Regions from separate parts of the Homo sapiens genome. Here region 2 is linked to region 1. A link is an interaction called in ENCODE POLR2A ChIA-PET data of the cell type or tissue named here. Cell type or tissue: HepG2. All regions are shown on one strand.

Region 1 (8,000 bases):
CCAGGCTGGAGTGCAGTGGGGCGAACATGGCTCATTACAAGCTTAAGTGATCCTCCTGCCTCAGCCTTCCAAGTAGCTGGGACCATAGGAATGTCACCACACCCGGCTGATCTTTTTATGTTTTGTAGAGACATGGTCTCACTTTGTTGCCCAGGCTGGTCTCGAATTCCTGGGCTCAAGCTATCTTCCCACCTCAGCATCTCAAAGTGCTGGGATTACAGGTGTGAGCCACCACACCCGGCCCCCCAGTCTTTATACATGGGCTTCAGTTCCAACTCTCAGGGCCACATGGACCCAAGGTTCCATCTCCCATCATTACATGTGTAGTAAAACCCAAGTCTCTAGCAGCTGGGTCCTGTCTGTATCCAACAACCACCTCCAGGACAAGAGAGACATCAGGCCACATCTTATTGCTCTGGTTCCCTTTTTGTTTTTGACTCCTGAGGATTTCCTCTTACACGTTCAGCAATGAATTTACTTTTTTTTTTTTGAAACGGAGTCTTGCTCTGTCACCCAGGCTGGAGCGCAGTGGCAGAATCTCAGCTCACTGCAAGCTCTGCCTCCCGGGTTCATGCCATTCTCCTGTCTCAGCCTCCTGAGTAGCTGGGACTACAGGCGCCCGCCACCACGCCCGGCTAATATTTTTATAATTATAGTAGAGACAGGGTTTCACCGTGTTAGCCAGAATAGTCTCAAGCTCTTGACCTCGTGATCCACCCGCCTCGGCCTCCCAAAATGCTGGGATTACAGGCATGAACCACCGCGCCCGGCCAGCAATGAATTTACTTTCTTTCCCTGTGTGCTTGCTTGCTTCCTTTCTTGTAATATAATAGGCAGGGTTTTCTGGTGTTTGTGTTAGAAAAGGTTCCCAGCCAGGCGCGGTGGCTCATGCCTGTAATCCTAGCACTTTGGGACGCCAACGCAGGAGGATCCCTTGAGCTTAGGAGTTTGAGACCAGCCTGGACAACACAGGGAGACCCTGTCTCTATTTTATGTAACTACATTTAAAAGATAAAAATAAAAAAAGTTTTTAAAACGTTCCATACTAGCTCAGTCTGACGTTGGAACCAGAAGTGTTTTTATACATAAAGGGCACATCCTGATGATTTCCCTAAAAATCTGCAGACAGTCTCAATGGTGAATGAAACTCTATTGTAGGAACAGAATGGTGTGGGCTGCTTAGAAACAACAGTTTTCTTTTGTTTGTTTGTTTTACATACAGGGTCTTGTTCTATTGCCCAGGTTGGAGTGCAGTGGTATGATCACAGCTCACTGCAGCCTTGACTTCCTGGGCTCAAGCAATCCTCCCATCTCAGCCTCCCAAGTAGCCAGGACTATAGGCATGTGCCATCACACCCAACTAATTTTTAATTTTTTTGTAGAGACTGGAGGGGGTCTGTCATTGATACAGGAGTGGGGCAGGGAAGTGCTGGGTAGAGAAAGGCAGGGTCCCTGGTGAGGGCCCCACCCATGGACCCAGGTGAAGACAGGCACTCCTGTTTTTGTGCCCAAATGTTGCATTTTCCAAGACCACTCTGGCCCGCACACCCCCCATCTTGTGCCTATATAAACCCCAATACCCTAGTGGGCACACATACAAATGGCTGGATATGGAGAGGAACACATCAGAAGAACACACGGACGCTGACAGGCCATCAACTGCAGAAGGATGCGGATGCCTAGGGAAATTCAGCTGAGGGTGGTTGAAGGAGAGCCAGGCAACTCCAGGGGAAGACCACCTTCCCACTCCATTCCCCTTCTGTTTCCCCATACATCTGCTGAGAGCAACCTCCACCATTCAATAAAACCTTGCACTCATTCTCCAAGCCCATGTGTAATCTGATTTTTCCAGTACACTAGGGCAAGAACCCAGGATACAGAAAACTCTCTGTCCTTTCAATAAGGCAGAGGGTCTAATTGAGCTGATTAAAACGAGCTGTCTACGGACGGCTAAACTGAAGAGCACACAGTAACACACGTCTACTGAGGCTTCGGGAGCTGTAAATACTCAACCCTAGATGCTGCTGTGGGGTTGGAGCCCACGCTCCCCACTACCTGCCCGTCTGTATGCTCCCCCTAGGGTTTGAGTTGCAGGGCACTGAGGAAGCAAGCCACTCCCCCGCTGTCACACACCCTGCTAGGGGGATAAGGGAACTTTTCTTGTTTCATTACTATGTTGACCAGGCTGGTCTTGAACTCCTGGCGTCAAGCAATCCTCCCACGTTGGCATAAGTGCTGGGATTACAGGTGTGAGCCACTATGCCTGGCGTAAACAACAGTCTTCTCAGTGCTTTGACTCATCAATATTTCAAAATATTTTGGGTCCATGCTTGAGCAGGGGGTTAACATGGAGAAGACAATGGGGGCTGTGAACTTGTGAAGAGGGGGCTATCACTTGAGGGGAGGACTGGACTTGCTTACTTGCTCCTGAAGGCAGACTGGTACTGGAAGGGGAAACTCTGGCTTCATGAGGCAGAAACTTCTCCAAATCATATTAACGTGGTAGCAGCTCTTCACCCCAGGATTTGGTGATCTTGATACCTGGTTTGTTTGTTTGACCCCTGTTCAAGCCAACAAGCCAGGTATCAAGACCACAAAAATACAGTTTTTTTCTTGGGTGAGGAGAGAGATTTTTTGTTTGTTTAGACAGGATTTCTCTCTGTTGCCCAGGCTGGAGTGCAGTGGCTCACTCATGGCCCACTTCAGCCTTGAGCTCCTGGACTCAAGCGACCCTCTCACCTCAGCCTCCCTAGTAGCTAGGGAGGACTACAGTTATGCGCCACCACACCCAGCTAATTTTTTTTTTTTTTTTTTTGTAGAGACAGGATTTTGCCATGTTGCCCAGGCTGGTCTCAAACTCCTGGGCTCAAGCAATCCTCCCACCTCAGCCTCCCAAAGTGCCGGGATTACAGGCGTGAGGCACAAAAATACTGTCGATAGCCAGAAAAATAATGTCTTAGCAACTCACATCCATGTTAGTTGTTTGTTTCTAGGTCTTGCTAGCTCAAATTCCACTTATCCGTCTTAATCACCATCTAAAAGATGCCTTTGTTTTTGAGAATCCATGTGTTTGTGTAGGTTCACCACTTTCTTTTAATCTTCTGAATACCTAAAATAAACCTTTGAAATCTAGATCACGCACAGTCTAGGTTGAGATGAGAGAATACTGAGCGGATGGTTGTGTATGTATCAATGTGTAGAAAAAGGCATCCATCGTTATGGCAACCAGCATCCTTAACTGATGCAATCCTGTTCCCAATAATATGAGATGTGATTAAAAATTGACATTGCAGCAAGGAAGAACACATGCAATGCGTTGGCGTGGCAACCGGAATAGTTAAATTCTGCATAAATTTAAACCTGTCGATCACAGCAATTTGGAGAATTTGCCTACATTTCATTAGGAACCCTTTTCTCATCTGGCCTGGGAGGGAATCAGGAGCCTGGTGGTCTGACATGTGGCCATGACTTAAGGCCAAGTAAAATCAAGGGATTAAATTAAATCATTGGTGTGGGAGAGGGGCTGGATGGTGGACTGTACCAAAAGTTACCCTGTTTTCATCTGCATACCCTACATCATTTAGTCACTCAACAGATATTTATTAAGCACCCACTCTGTGCCCCGCTCTGGGCTAGGTACTAGGAATACAAAAACTAATATTTCCTACCCTCTTGGAGCTTGAAACCTCTTAGCCTCTGGAATTACTCAAATCTATGTGAAGTGCCAGCTGTGGTATGTGTAAGCGAGACAGGTATCTTGTGTTACCAGAACCAATAACAAGGAGATTTGATTAATTAGAGAGATCAGGTGGAGGCGAAGAGATCAGTCAAAGTGAAGCAGAGAGGGGCAGTGATTGCTACACCACCACAGGAACCCAAACTGAAAACGACCATACGCCATGAAGTGGGTGATAGTCTTTACCAATGTCGAAATGGAGGACCTGGGGGATACTGATGTTACCCAGCCCTTCGCAGTGGGGTCACCCAAAAGTAGACGCGGCTAATGCCGCTCTTTATGCCCGGCAGGGCCAGGACCAGAGTCCCCGCACGAGGGTTCCTCTCTCCGGTCGCACGTGCCCTTCACCCTTCCTGAGGCCGTTTTCTGACGCTCCTGAGCTCCCCTCCAGGGTGAGGGCAGGCGCGGTGGGAAGGCGTTGGACAGAGCAGACACTCGGCTGGGGTGCATGCCTGGGTGCAGCCTCGTCTTTTGTCACTAACCACTCAGCTCGGTAGCCCTCCAGGCTCTCTCTTCGAGCTCCGCGGTCCCTGCGCCCCCGCTGCGCTCTGCTAGCTGTGATGCAGGGGTTCGGGGGCAGGAAAAATCTCGACCCGCCACGCCCGTGCGGCAAACCTGTCCTAGGTTGAGGGGGCATGAGGCGCGCACAACCAGGGCCTCGAAGGCAGGCAAGAGGGCGCGGGCGCCACAGAAGCCTGGGCCTGCGCCTGGGCCGGGCAGATGTGCCCGGCGCTCGGGCCCCGCGCTCTGCGTCCTGCAGGGAGGCGGACCCGCCCCCCGAACGCGCAGGCGCGCGGCGCCCGGCTCGGACCGTAGCTAGGCGCTGGGCGGCCACCGGCTGGCCAGGCAGGTAAGCAACCAGCGGTGCGTGGGCTCAGACCTTGCGTCCCCTGGGCGCCGCGCCACCCCGCTCCGTCCAGGGCGGCGAGGGCTCAGGTCTGCGGCCCCGGCGTCTCGCTCCTTCCGAGCGCCTCCGGCGGGGGGCGCGGGCTGGGGAGGAGGTTCGGGAAAACGCCGGGGAAAGCGGTCTGGGCGGAGCGCGCAGGGGGCCAGGCGGGTGCGGGACTCCAGGCCCAGCCGACCCTGCGGCGTGGCTTCGGGCTGCGATCAGGAGGGGCGAGGAGGGTGGAGGCTGCGTGTTTGGAGATACGCAATCAATTAAGAGTTTTTTTATTAATGGAAAGGTGTGGAGGGCGGGGTTTTGGTTTTCTTGGGAAATGAATGAGTCATTTGGCAAACTTTCCTACCATTAATTTTGGATTTTTATAATGGAATATGGAATTTTTTTTGTTTCTCTCTCTTTTTTTTTTTTTGGCCATAAAGAGAAAGAATAAAAAGAATTCCGCCATTTTAGCGTTTTAAAAAGTAACCGTTCTGCGGAACTGTCGGATCAGTGACCGCCCCGCCCGCCTTTGCCTATACCAGTCCCGGGAGGCTGGTGGCGGGTCCCGATCCTGGAACCCTGCGCTCAGGGCCGCTTCCGTCCCCTCCCGAGTCCGGGAAGCAGCTGCGGCGAGGGGCGGGGCCGAGGCCCCAAGTTTGTAGCGCTCAGCCTTGCTGTGTGTTGTTTTCTGGGTAGCTGTCGAGGGCTCTACTCCCCACCCAACACCTATAGTAAGGACATTTATTGGTCGTTTTTGTATACAAGGCCTTGGAAGGCAAGGGATTGAGAAAACCTTGTCAGACATCAAGAGAAAATACCCATGGACACATTCAGCCAACAGATATTTATTGAGCATCTGCTATGTGCACGGCTCTGGGCTGGGGCTACAATGGTTGTTTTAGGTCGGGTCCCCCGAAACAGACTCCGATAGCAAGATTTGAGTGTAGGTTTATCGGAGTGCTCTTGCGAATATCACCAGTAGGGGAATGACGGGTTGGGCGGAAGAAGAAGCTGAACTGCTGATGTAGTCTCAACAGAGGCCTCAGCCTGACCTAATGGAAGCTCTGGAACTGAGATGGCCCTGCAGAGGTGTTCCAAAGTAAGGCAAGGGGGTGGGGTCTTTACACCTCATAGCAACTCGTCATTGGCTGGCGGCTTCTAGGAGAGCCTTCAAGTGAGGTAGCTCCCTAGGCTCAGAGCAGTTCCAAGAGAGGCTGACGGCAGAAGGCTGAAAACTTTCTTCAGTGTCCACCAGAAACCCAGACTCTTCTGAGTCCCCCCTCACTTCATGGCAGACTCCTTCTCAGTCCCTTTTGCTAGACCCTTTTCCTCTTCCCAACCTATAAATGTGGGTGTGCTCCAAAGTTCCCACTTTTTTCTTTATACTCAGTTATGTGGTTTTTTCTTTTTTCTTTCTTTCTCTCTCTCTCCTTCCTTCCTTCCTCCCCTCCCCTCCCCTTTCTCTCTGACAGGGTCTTGCTCTGTCGCCCAGGCTCGAGTGTAGTGGTGTGATCATAGCTCACTGCAGCCTTTACCTCCCAGGCTCAAGCAACCCTCCCACCTCAGCCTCCCCAGTAGCTGGGACCACAGGGGTGCACCACCATGTTCAGCTAATTTTTAAAATCTTTTGTTGAGGCTGAGGCCTCACTATGTTGGCCATGCTGGTCTCAAACTCCTGGGCTCAAGTGATCCTCCCACCTTGGCCTCCCAAAGTGCTAGGATTACAGGCATGAGCCACCAGGCCTCGCCCCAGTTCTGTGGTTTTAAATGCCATCTACACATGCTGGTCTTCAAATTTATACCTCCAGCCCCAACCTCATCCATTATCTCCAGAATATAAGCTTCATGAGAGCATTTTGTCATGTTTGTGACTGTAACCCCAGAGCACAGAATGGTGGTGACACCTACTTGGTCCTCCCATGCTTGCTGGAAAAGAGGCAGCGAACCCAAACAGAAACGTAGTCTTCAAATCCAGCTTCTTCAATAGACCTGAGATGTGACAGGTTTTGACACAGAGTGAAATTCTTTCAGAAGTAACCACATTCACTCTTAACTGCCAGTGTTTCAAATAAAAAGATTAACTCTATTTATTTATTTATTTATTGAGACAGGGTCTCATTTTGTCACTCAGGCTGGAGTGCAGTGGCGCGATCTTGGCTCACTGCAACCTCCACCTCCTGGGTTCAAGGGATTCTCCTGCCTCAGCCTCCTGAGTAGCTGGGATAACAGGCGTGTGCCACCATGCCCAGCTAAATTTTTGTACTTTTGGTAGAGATGGAGTTTCAACATGTTGTCCAGGCTGGTTTTGAACTCCTGGCCTCAAGTGATTGGCCTCCCAAAGTGTTGGGATTACAGGTGTGAGCCACCACGCATGGCCTGCCTGGCTAACTTTTGTACTTTTTGTAGAGATGGGGTTTCACCATGTTGCCCAGGCTGGTCTCCAACTCCTGAGCTCAAAGCGATCCACCCACCTTGGCCTCCCAAAGTGCTGGGATTATAGGCGTGAGCCACCACGTCCAGCCTAACTCTAAAGGTATTTAAAATAGTACAAGTACTTCAGCTGTGCAAAGCAAATTGGAATTGAAATTCAGGGAATTATGTTTTATAATTTTCTTTCTTTCTTTCTTTCTTTTTTTTTTTTTTTTGAGGTGGAGTCTTATTCTGTTGCCCAGGCTGGAGTGCAGTGGCATGATCTTGGCTTACCGCAACCTCCACCTCCTGGGTTCAAGCAATTCTCCTGCCTCAGCCTCCCAAATAGCTGGGATTACAGGCGCCTGCCACCACACCTGGCTATTTTTTTTTTATTTTTTTGTGTTTTTAGTAGCAATGGGGTTTCACCATGTTGGTCAGACTGGTCTTGAACTCCTGACCTCAGGTGATCTACCCACCTCGGCTTCCCAAAGTGCTGGGATTAGAGGCGTGAGCCACTGCGCCCAGCTAATTTTTTTTTTTTCTTTAGAGACAGGGTCTCGCTCTGTCACCTAGACCGGAGTACAGTGGTGAGATCATGGCTCACTGCAGCCTTGACCTCCCGGGCTCAAGCAATCCTCCTGCCTCAGCCTCTGGAGTAGTTGGGACTACAGGCATATACTGCAACACCTGGCTTATTTTTATTTTTTAATTTTTTATAGAGACAGAGTCTCCCTGTGTTGCCTAGGCTGGTCTTGAACTCTTGGGCTCAAGCAGTCCTCCCACCTCAGCCTCCAGAGTACTGGGATTACAGGTGTGAGCCACTGCATTGGGCCCATACAGTGTTTTTTTGTTTTGGTTTTGGTTTTTGGTTTTTGAGATGGAGTCTTGCTCTGTCTCCCAGGCTGGAGTACAGTGGGACGATCTCGGCTCACTGCAACCTCTACCCTCCACCTCCCGGGTTCAAGCGAT
Region 2 (8,000 bases), 140 kb after region 1:
AAGTATCCTAGGGTACATCCATAAGATAAAAAATGTTTTTAAAAATGTTTGGCCAGGAATGGTGGCTCACGCCTGTAATCCCAGCACTTTGGGAGGCTGAGGCGGGTGGATCACGAGGTCAGGAGTTCAAGACTAGCCTGACCAACATGGTGAACCCTCCTCTCTACTAAAAATACAAAAATTAGCCAGGTGTGGTGGCGTGCACCTGTAGTCCCTGCTACTCAGGAGGCTGAGGCAGGAGAATTGCTTGAACCCGGGAGACAGAGGTTGGCAGTGAGCCAAGAACGTGCCATTGCACTCCAGCCTGGGAGACAGAGTGAGACTCTATCTCAAAAAAATAAATAAAAAATAAAAATAAAAATGTTTAAGGACTTGGGCCAGGCGCTGTGGCTCACATCTGTAATCCCAACACTTTGGGAGGCTGAGGTGGGCGGATCACTTGAGGTCAGGAATTCGAGACCAGCCTGGCCAACATGGTGAAACCCCATCTCTACTAAAAATAAAAAAATCAGCTGGGTGTGGTGGCCCGTGCCTGTAGTCCCAGTTACTCAGGAGGCTGAGGCAAGAGATTCGCTTGAACCTGGGAGGCGGAGGTTGCAGTGAGCCAAGATTGCACCACTGTACTCCAACCTGGGCAACAGAGTAAGACTCAAAAAAAAAAAAGTTTAAGGACTTGGGAATACATTCGTGATACAGTAAATATGTGGTGGGGAGAGACTAAAGAACAGTATATAGAGAGATTCTACTTTCTTTACAGAATACAATACACACATAGAATTATTTTGCATAATAAAAAAATAACATAAAGATATTTATCCTTGGGGCCCAGTGCGGTGGCTCACGCCTGTAATTAATCCCAGCACTTTGGGAGGCCAAGGCAGGTGGATCACGAGGTCAGGAGATCGAGACCATACTGGCTAACACAGTGAAACCCCGTCTCTACTAAAAATACAAAAAATTAGCCGGCCGTGTTGGCGGGTGCCCATAGTCCCAGCTACTCAGGAGGCTGAGGCAGGAGAATGGTGTGAACCCGGGAGGCAGAGCTTGCAGTGAGCTGAGATCATGCCACTGCACTCCAGCCTGGGTGACAGAGTAAGACTCTGTCCCCCCCAAAAAAAGAAGATATTTATCCTTGGGCTGGGCACAGTGGCTCACGCTTGCAATCCCAGCACTTTGGGGGGCCAAGGTAGGTGAATCATTTAAGCCCAGGAGTTCTAGTCCAGCCTGGGCAACAGAAACTCCACATCCATAAAAAAATACAAAAATTAGCCAGGTGTGGTGGTGTGCACCTGTAGTCCCAGCTACTTGGGAGGCTGAGGTGGGAGGATCATCTGAGCCTGGGGAGGTTGAGGTTGCAGTGAGCAGTGATCATGCCACTGCACTCCATCCAGGGTGATAGAGTGAGACCCTGTTTAAAAAAAAAAAAAAAAGATAGTGTTTAATTTTTATTTTCCTTCTTTATTAAAATTTCTATAGTGGGCCGGGCGCGGTGGCTCACGCCTGTAATCCCAGCACTTTGGGAGGCCGAGGCAGGAGGATCATGAGGTCAGGAGATCGAGACCATCCTGGCTAACATGTGAAACCCCGTCTCCACTACAAATACAAAAAAAAATTAGCCGCGCGTGGTGGCGGGCACCTGTAGTCCCAGCTACTCGGGAGGCTGGGGCAGGAGAATGGCATGAACCTGGGAGGCAGAGCTTGCAGTGAGCCGAGATCACGCCACTGCACTCCAGCCTGGGTGACAGAGCGAGACTCGTCTCAAAAAAAAAAAAAAAATTCTATAGTGACTGTGTCACTTTTGCAGCAAAAAAAGAGTGTTTTGTTGTTTAATGTAAGCAGGCAAAATTCAAGCTTAGGATTTCAGATGCTGAGTGGAAAGACCAATTAGGTTCTGAGCCTCTCCTGGAAGGAAGCTGGCTGTGCCGGATGCTCATTTGGCAGTGTTTTACTCTCCACGTCTAGCATGGTGCTGGAGGCTGGGGCCATAGCAGTGAACAAGATGATTGCGGTTCTTGCTGTGCCTCTCAGAGCTCTGTGTAGTGGGAGACAGAAGTGTATTGGCAGTTACCGTGGTCTAAGTGCCATCCATGAAGGGAACCCAGAGATGAGGGTTTTGATGTGGCTGCTCAGCAGTGAATGATGGGATGGGAGGTCAGGTAGGTTCCCAGCAGTACTCACTCTGGTGGCATGCTAGGACAGACACCCGAGGCCAATATAAGAAGTCTGGTGTGGTCTTTGCACCAGTGCTTTCAACTCTGTTTGTTACTCATCATGGTGGGTGGTGGGCAGTGGTCACAAGCCCTGCCATGGTAGGGCAAAAGGATCAAAATTTGATCCTTGGGTTGGATTCAGCCCTAAAGCCAGATATTATGTATATGTCCTAATTAATAAAGATTCAGAATCTCTAAAGTCCAAAGCACTGAAGAGTTTACATTTCAGGCTTTATACTGAAATACTAAAATTCTGTGTCTTATTCTCTCATCCAGGAACATGACATCGATACAAGTGAAACAGCATTCCAGAACAATTTCTGAAGACCATGCCTCTTGAAGCTTTTTCTGCCTCCTGATTCTCTCTTTGTAAACTATTTTCAAATTGTTTTTCAACTCCTTATCAAAATTGTTTATACACTCTTTCCTCCATGAGCTCTGGAAGGTATATGCATCTTCTGTAATACTCAGATAGGTATAAGATTTTTCACAAAATCCTTATGTAAGATACATTCCATTTTTAAAAATTAAATGTATGGTTGCATCTGTCTTTTTATACCCTATGAAACAGTCTTGATTTTTTTTTCTCAACCCCAGTTCTGGATTTGAGTCTTTTATCAAAGACATAATTAACTCTCAAGCTTGTTGTAAATACTGTACAGCTTTCTGGACCGGTTGAAAGGATACAACAGTGGCTGGACACGGTGGCTCACTCATGTAATCCCAGCACTTTGGGAGGCCGAGGCGGGCGGATCATTTGAGGTCAGGAGTTCAAGACCAGCCTGGCCAACATGGTGAAACCTGTCTCTACTAAAAATACAAAAGTTAGCCAGGTGTGGTGGCATGTGCCTGTAATCCCAGCTACTTGGGAGGCTGAGACAGGAGAATCACTTGAATCTGGGAGGCAGAGGTTGCAGTGAGCCGAGATCACGCCACTACACTCCCGCCTGGGTGACAGTGAGACTCTGTCTCAAAAAAAAAAGGGGGGGATGGGAGGCTAGGTGCAGTGGCTCATGCCTGTAATCCCAGCACTTTGGGAGACCGAGTTGGGTGGATCACGAGGGCAGGAGATCGAGACCATCCTGGCTAACATGGTGAAACCCCATCTCTACTAAAAGTACAAAAAATTAGCCGGGCATGGTGGCACACACCTGTAGTTCCAGCTACTCGGGAGGGTGAGGCAGGAGAATCACTTGAACCCGGGAGGCGGAGGTTGCAGTAAACTGAGATCACACCACCACATACCAGTCTGGGTGTCAGAGCAAGACTCTTGTCTCAAAAAAAAAAAAAAAAAAGGATACAGAACTTAACCCATAGTCTGTTTACCCCACTGTACCTAAAGAAGAAGATAAAAGAGTAGACAGATACCTTCCTTATATAGATCTCATCCCTTCATCTCCCAGTTGCCCATAGGACACAACCATGTAGAGCAAGCTTGTCCAACCCGCAGCCCATGGGCTGCATGTGGCTTAGGACGGCTTTGAATGTGGCCTAAAACAAATTTGTAAACTTTTTTTTTTTTTTTGGAGACGGAGTCTCGCTCTGTCACCCACGCTGGAGTGCAGTGGCGCGATCTCGGCTCACTGCAAGCTCTGCCTCCTGGGTTCACACCATTCTCCTGCCTCAGCCTCTCCGAGTAGCTGGGACTACAGGCGCCCGCCACCACGCCCGGCTAATTTTTAGTATTTTTAGTAGAGATGGGGTTTCACCGTGGTCTCGATCTCCTGACCTCATGATCCGCCCGCCTCAGCCTCCCAAAGTGCTGGGATTACAAGCGTGAGCCACCGCGCCCGGCCTACAAATTTGTAAACTCTTAAAACATTATGAGGCCAGGTGCAGTGGCTCATGCTTGTAATCCCAACACTTTGGGAGGCCAAGGTGGGTGGATCACCTGAGGCCAGGAGATAGAGACCAACCTGGCCAACAGGATGAAACCCTGTCCCTACAAAAAATACAAAAATTAGCCAGGTGTAGAGGCCTGGTACGGTGGCTCATGCCTGTAATCCCAGTTCTTTGGGAGGCCGAGGTGGATGGATCACTTGAAGTCAGGAGTTCAAGACAAGCCTGGCCAACATGGCGAAAACCTGTCTCTCCTAAAAATACAAAAATTACCCGGGTGTGGTGGTGCAGGCCTATAATCCCAGCTTCTCAGGAGGCTGGGGCAGGACAGTCGCTTGAACCCCAGAGGCAGAGGTTGTGGTGAGCTGAGGTTGTACCACTGCACTCCAGCCTGGGCAACAGAGCAAGACTGTCTCAAAAAAAAAAAAAAAATTAGCCAGACATGGTCAGGCATAGTGGCTCATAGCTGTAGTCCCAGCTACTTGGGAGGCTGAGGTGGGGAAAATCATTGAACCTGGGAGGCAGAAGTTGCAGTGAGCCAAGATCACATAACTGCACTCCAGCCTGGGTGACAGAGCAAGACTGTCAAAAAAAAAAAAAAAAATTAAGAGATAGATGTGTTTATTATTATTTTTATTTTTATTTTTTTTATTTTTTTTAAGAAGGAGTCTCGCCCTTTTGCCCAGGCTGGAGTGCAGTGGCGCTATCTTGGCTCACTGCAAACTCCACCTCCCAGGTTCATGCCATTCTCCTGCCTCAGCCTCCCAAGTAGCTGGGACTACAGGCACCCACCACCATGCCTGGCTAATTTTTTGTATTTTTAATAGAGACGAGGTTTCACTGTGTTAGGCAGGATGGTCTCGATCTCCTGACCTCATGATCCACCAGCCTCGGCCTCCCAAAGTGCTGGGATTACAGGTGTGAGCCACTGCACCCGGCCATTATTATTATTTTTTTAGCTCATCAGCCATTGTTAGTGTATTTTGTGTGACCCAAGACAATTCTTCCAATGTTGCCCAGGGAAGCCAAAAGATTAGATACTCCTGATTTAGAAGCTGAGCCTGGGGAACAAAAGTGAAAGTCCATCTCTACAAAAATGAAAATTAGCCAGGTATAGTGGCACACACCTGTAGTCCCAGGTATTTGGGAGACTGAGGTGGCAGGATTGCTTGAGCCCAGGAGTTCAAAGCTGCACTAGCTATGATCATACCACTGCACTCCAGAATGGGCCACCCATGCTTCTTCCCTGTCCTCTGGCTTCCTGAAGCACTCAGTTCTATCATCATCTTGGGTTATAATGTAGGGCCAAATTTAATCATCTGTTCCAAGGAGGCTAGAGGGTATTGTCATGGGACAATGGGAGAGACTGCACCTGTCAGAATGGTGCAGTTGGTGTATAGAAATGCACAGCAGTGTACTGACATACACAGATAACCAGCTTTGGGGAACTCTGAAAGCCAGATGGAAGGTTGCAGAGCCACTGAGGATAGGAGAGGAGAGAAGGGAGAGGAGAGGAGAGGAGGGGAGGGGAGGGGAGGTGGGAGGAAAGGGGGGAGGGGGGAGGGGAGGAGCAATTCCCATTGCTGCACAATGGGAATAGTTTAGCTGGTGGGTTCTATAAAGATGGGAATGGTAGAAGGATGGTCATTTACAGAAGAGTTTGATACAACCCCAAGAGCAAATAATAAGGATGTGGACTAAGGTGGTATTATAGGAAAGGTGGCATTTTGAAACACTTTGGTCTGGGTGTTGAAAGTTAGATTGGCAAGATTTGGGGCTTGATTTCCTGGGACAGTGGGGGCAGCTATTAAAAGATGGGGAGTCTAGGCCAGGCACGGTGGCTCATGCCTGTAATCCCAGCAATTTGGGAGGCCGAGACGGGCAGATCACCTGAGATCAAGAGTTCTAGACCAGCCTGGCCAACATGGTGAAACCCCGTCTCTACTAAAAATACAAAAATTAGCCTGGCGTGGCGGGCGCCTGTAATCCCAGCTACTCAGGAGACTGAGGTGGGAAAATTGCTTGAACCCGGGAAGTGGAGGTAGCAGTGAGTCGAGATCATGCCATTGCACTCCAGCCTGGGTAACGAGGGAAACTCTATTAAAAAAAAAAAGATGGGGAGTCTGAAGGATGAGTGGTTTTGGAGCATAAGAGTCCAGTTGAGACTATGGCAATTAATACAGGTGGAAATAACTAGTAAATGGCTGGAAATCCCTAATTTAGGCTTAGAAAAGATGTCCAGTCTCAAGAGTGGAGTTGTTCATATGGAGTGGTTAATTAAAGTCATGAGAATCATTTGTCAAAGAGTAGTGTTAGAAATTTAAAAGCTTGGGAAGAACAGCTCAAGTCAAATCCTGAGTTTCAAATGATTTCTTCATGGTAAAGCTCTGTTCATAGGCTTCCATTCTCTCCCATACTCAAGCCCTAGTACACGGCTTATTCAGAGTTGCCAGCCAGGGCAGGGCACTGGGGAACGGGGAAGCCACTCCAGGGGCAGAAGAATTTGGGGGCTCTAGCTCAAAGCTGGGAGATAAGCAGCTAGAGGACAGGCCTGGGGAGTGCTGTGGCAGTGTGTTCCAAATACATACCCAAAATGTGTTCAATGATTGTCTCCCAACCCAAATGCTCTTCTCTTATCCTGTGGGCTTGATGCTCCTCCCATTGAGAGGTGGGGTCTCTGTTCCCTCCTCTGAATCTTTGAATCTGGCACCGTGGCAGAAGTGATGCTGGTGACCTCTGAGGCTAGTTCATAAAAGGCTATACAGCTTCTGCCTGGTTATCTTGGGACATTCACCTTTAGAACACAAGCCTCCATGTAAGAAGTCCAAGGCCACGTGGATAGGCCATGTATAGGTGTTCTGGCCAACAGCCAGAGATCTCAGTCTATACCAGCATCTTGGTATAAATCGCTTGCCAAACATGAATGATGATACCTCCAAATGACTCCTGGCCCCAACCATCAAGCACCTCAGCCTTTTGTCATCCCAATTGAGGTCCCAGATGTCATAGAGCAGAGACAAGCCATCCCTGCTGTGTTCTTTGTGAATTCCTGACTCCCAGAATCCATGAATATAATAAAATGGGAAGGAAGGTGTGCCCTCACTGCCATTTTGTTATATTTGTTTTTATTTTTATTTTTGTTTTTTTGTTTTGTTTTGTTTTTTGAGACAGGGTCTCATTCTGTCTCCCAGGCTGGAGTGCAGTGACACAATCTCAGCTCACTGCACCCTCTGCCTCCCAGGTTCAAGTGATTCTCCTGCCTCAGCCTCCCCAATAGCTGGGATTACAGGCACGTGCCAACACGCCTGGCTAATTTTTTGTATTTTTAGTAGAGACAAGGTTTCACCATGTTGACCAGGCTGGTCTCAAACTCCTGACCTCAAGTGATCCACCCGCCTCGGCCTCCCAAAGCGCTGTGATTACAGGCGTGAGCCACTGCGCCCAGCCTTGTTTTTGATTTTTTTGAGACAGGGTCTTGCTCTGTTGCCCAGGCTGAAGTGCACTGGTGTGATCATAGCTCACTGTAACCTCAACCTCCTGGGCTCAAGCAATCCTCCTGCTTCAGCTTTCCGAGTAACTGGGACTACAGGTGTATGCTACCATACCCAGCTAATTTTAAAAAATGTATTTTAAAATACATTGAGTGGCTGGGCGCAGTGGCTCATGCCCGTAATCCCAGCACTGTGGGAGGCTGAGGGGGGCAGATCACGAGGTCAGGAAATCGAGACCATCCTGGCTAACACGGTGAAACCCCATCTCTACTAAAAAATACAAAAAAATTAGCCGGGCATGGTGGCAGGCGCCTGTAGTCCCAGCTACTTGGGAGGCTGAGGCAGGAGAATGGCGTGAACCCAGGAGGCGGAGCTTGCAGTGAGCGGAGATCGGGCCACTGCACTCCAGCCTGGGCGACAGAGTGAGACTCGTCTCAAAGAAAAGAAAAAAAAAAAAAAA

The links. Peaks named below come from ENCODE experiments on the same cell type or tissue, not always from the same donor. Only the 100,000 strongest peaks of a DNase experiment are listed, where the experiment ranks them.
Region 2: POLR2A ChIA-PET joins it to region 1 with 7 read pairs; 6 of 35 experiments call an interaction of 5 or more read pairs at or near these places.

Annotation. Positions count from the first base shown.
Region 1 is chr20:43,503,159-43,511,158 of GRCh38, forward strand. It overlaps L3MBTL1 (L3MBTL histone methyl-lysine binding protein 1), which reads left to right and starts at 4,539. Exons shown (of 22, transcript NM_001377303.1): 1 at 4,539-4,586. RefSeq lists a silencer at 4,420-4,749. In HepG2, a CTCF peak has its summit at 4,687 (motif pointing right); a DNase peak (open chromatin) is centred at 4,553; H3K4me3 peaks cover 1,103 bases; H3K27me3 peaks cover 1,863 bases.
Region 2 is chr20:43,644,450-43,652,449 of GRCh38, forward strand. IFT52 (intraflagellar transport 52) reads left to right here. Exons shown (of 14, transcript NM_016004.5): 14 at 2,487-2,850. The coding sequence ends at 2,534. Among named protein-coding and RNA genes, the nearest start is that of MYBL2, 19 kb to the right of the region's middle. In HepG2, no CTCF peak of the experiment used is centred here; no DNase peak of the experiment used is centred here.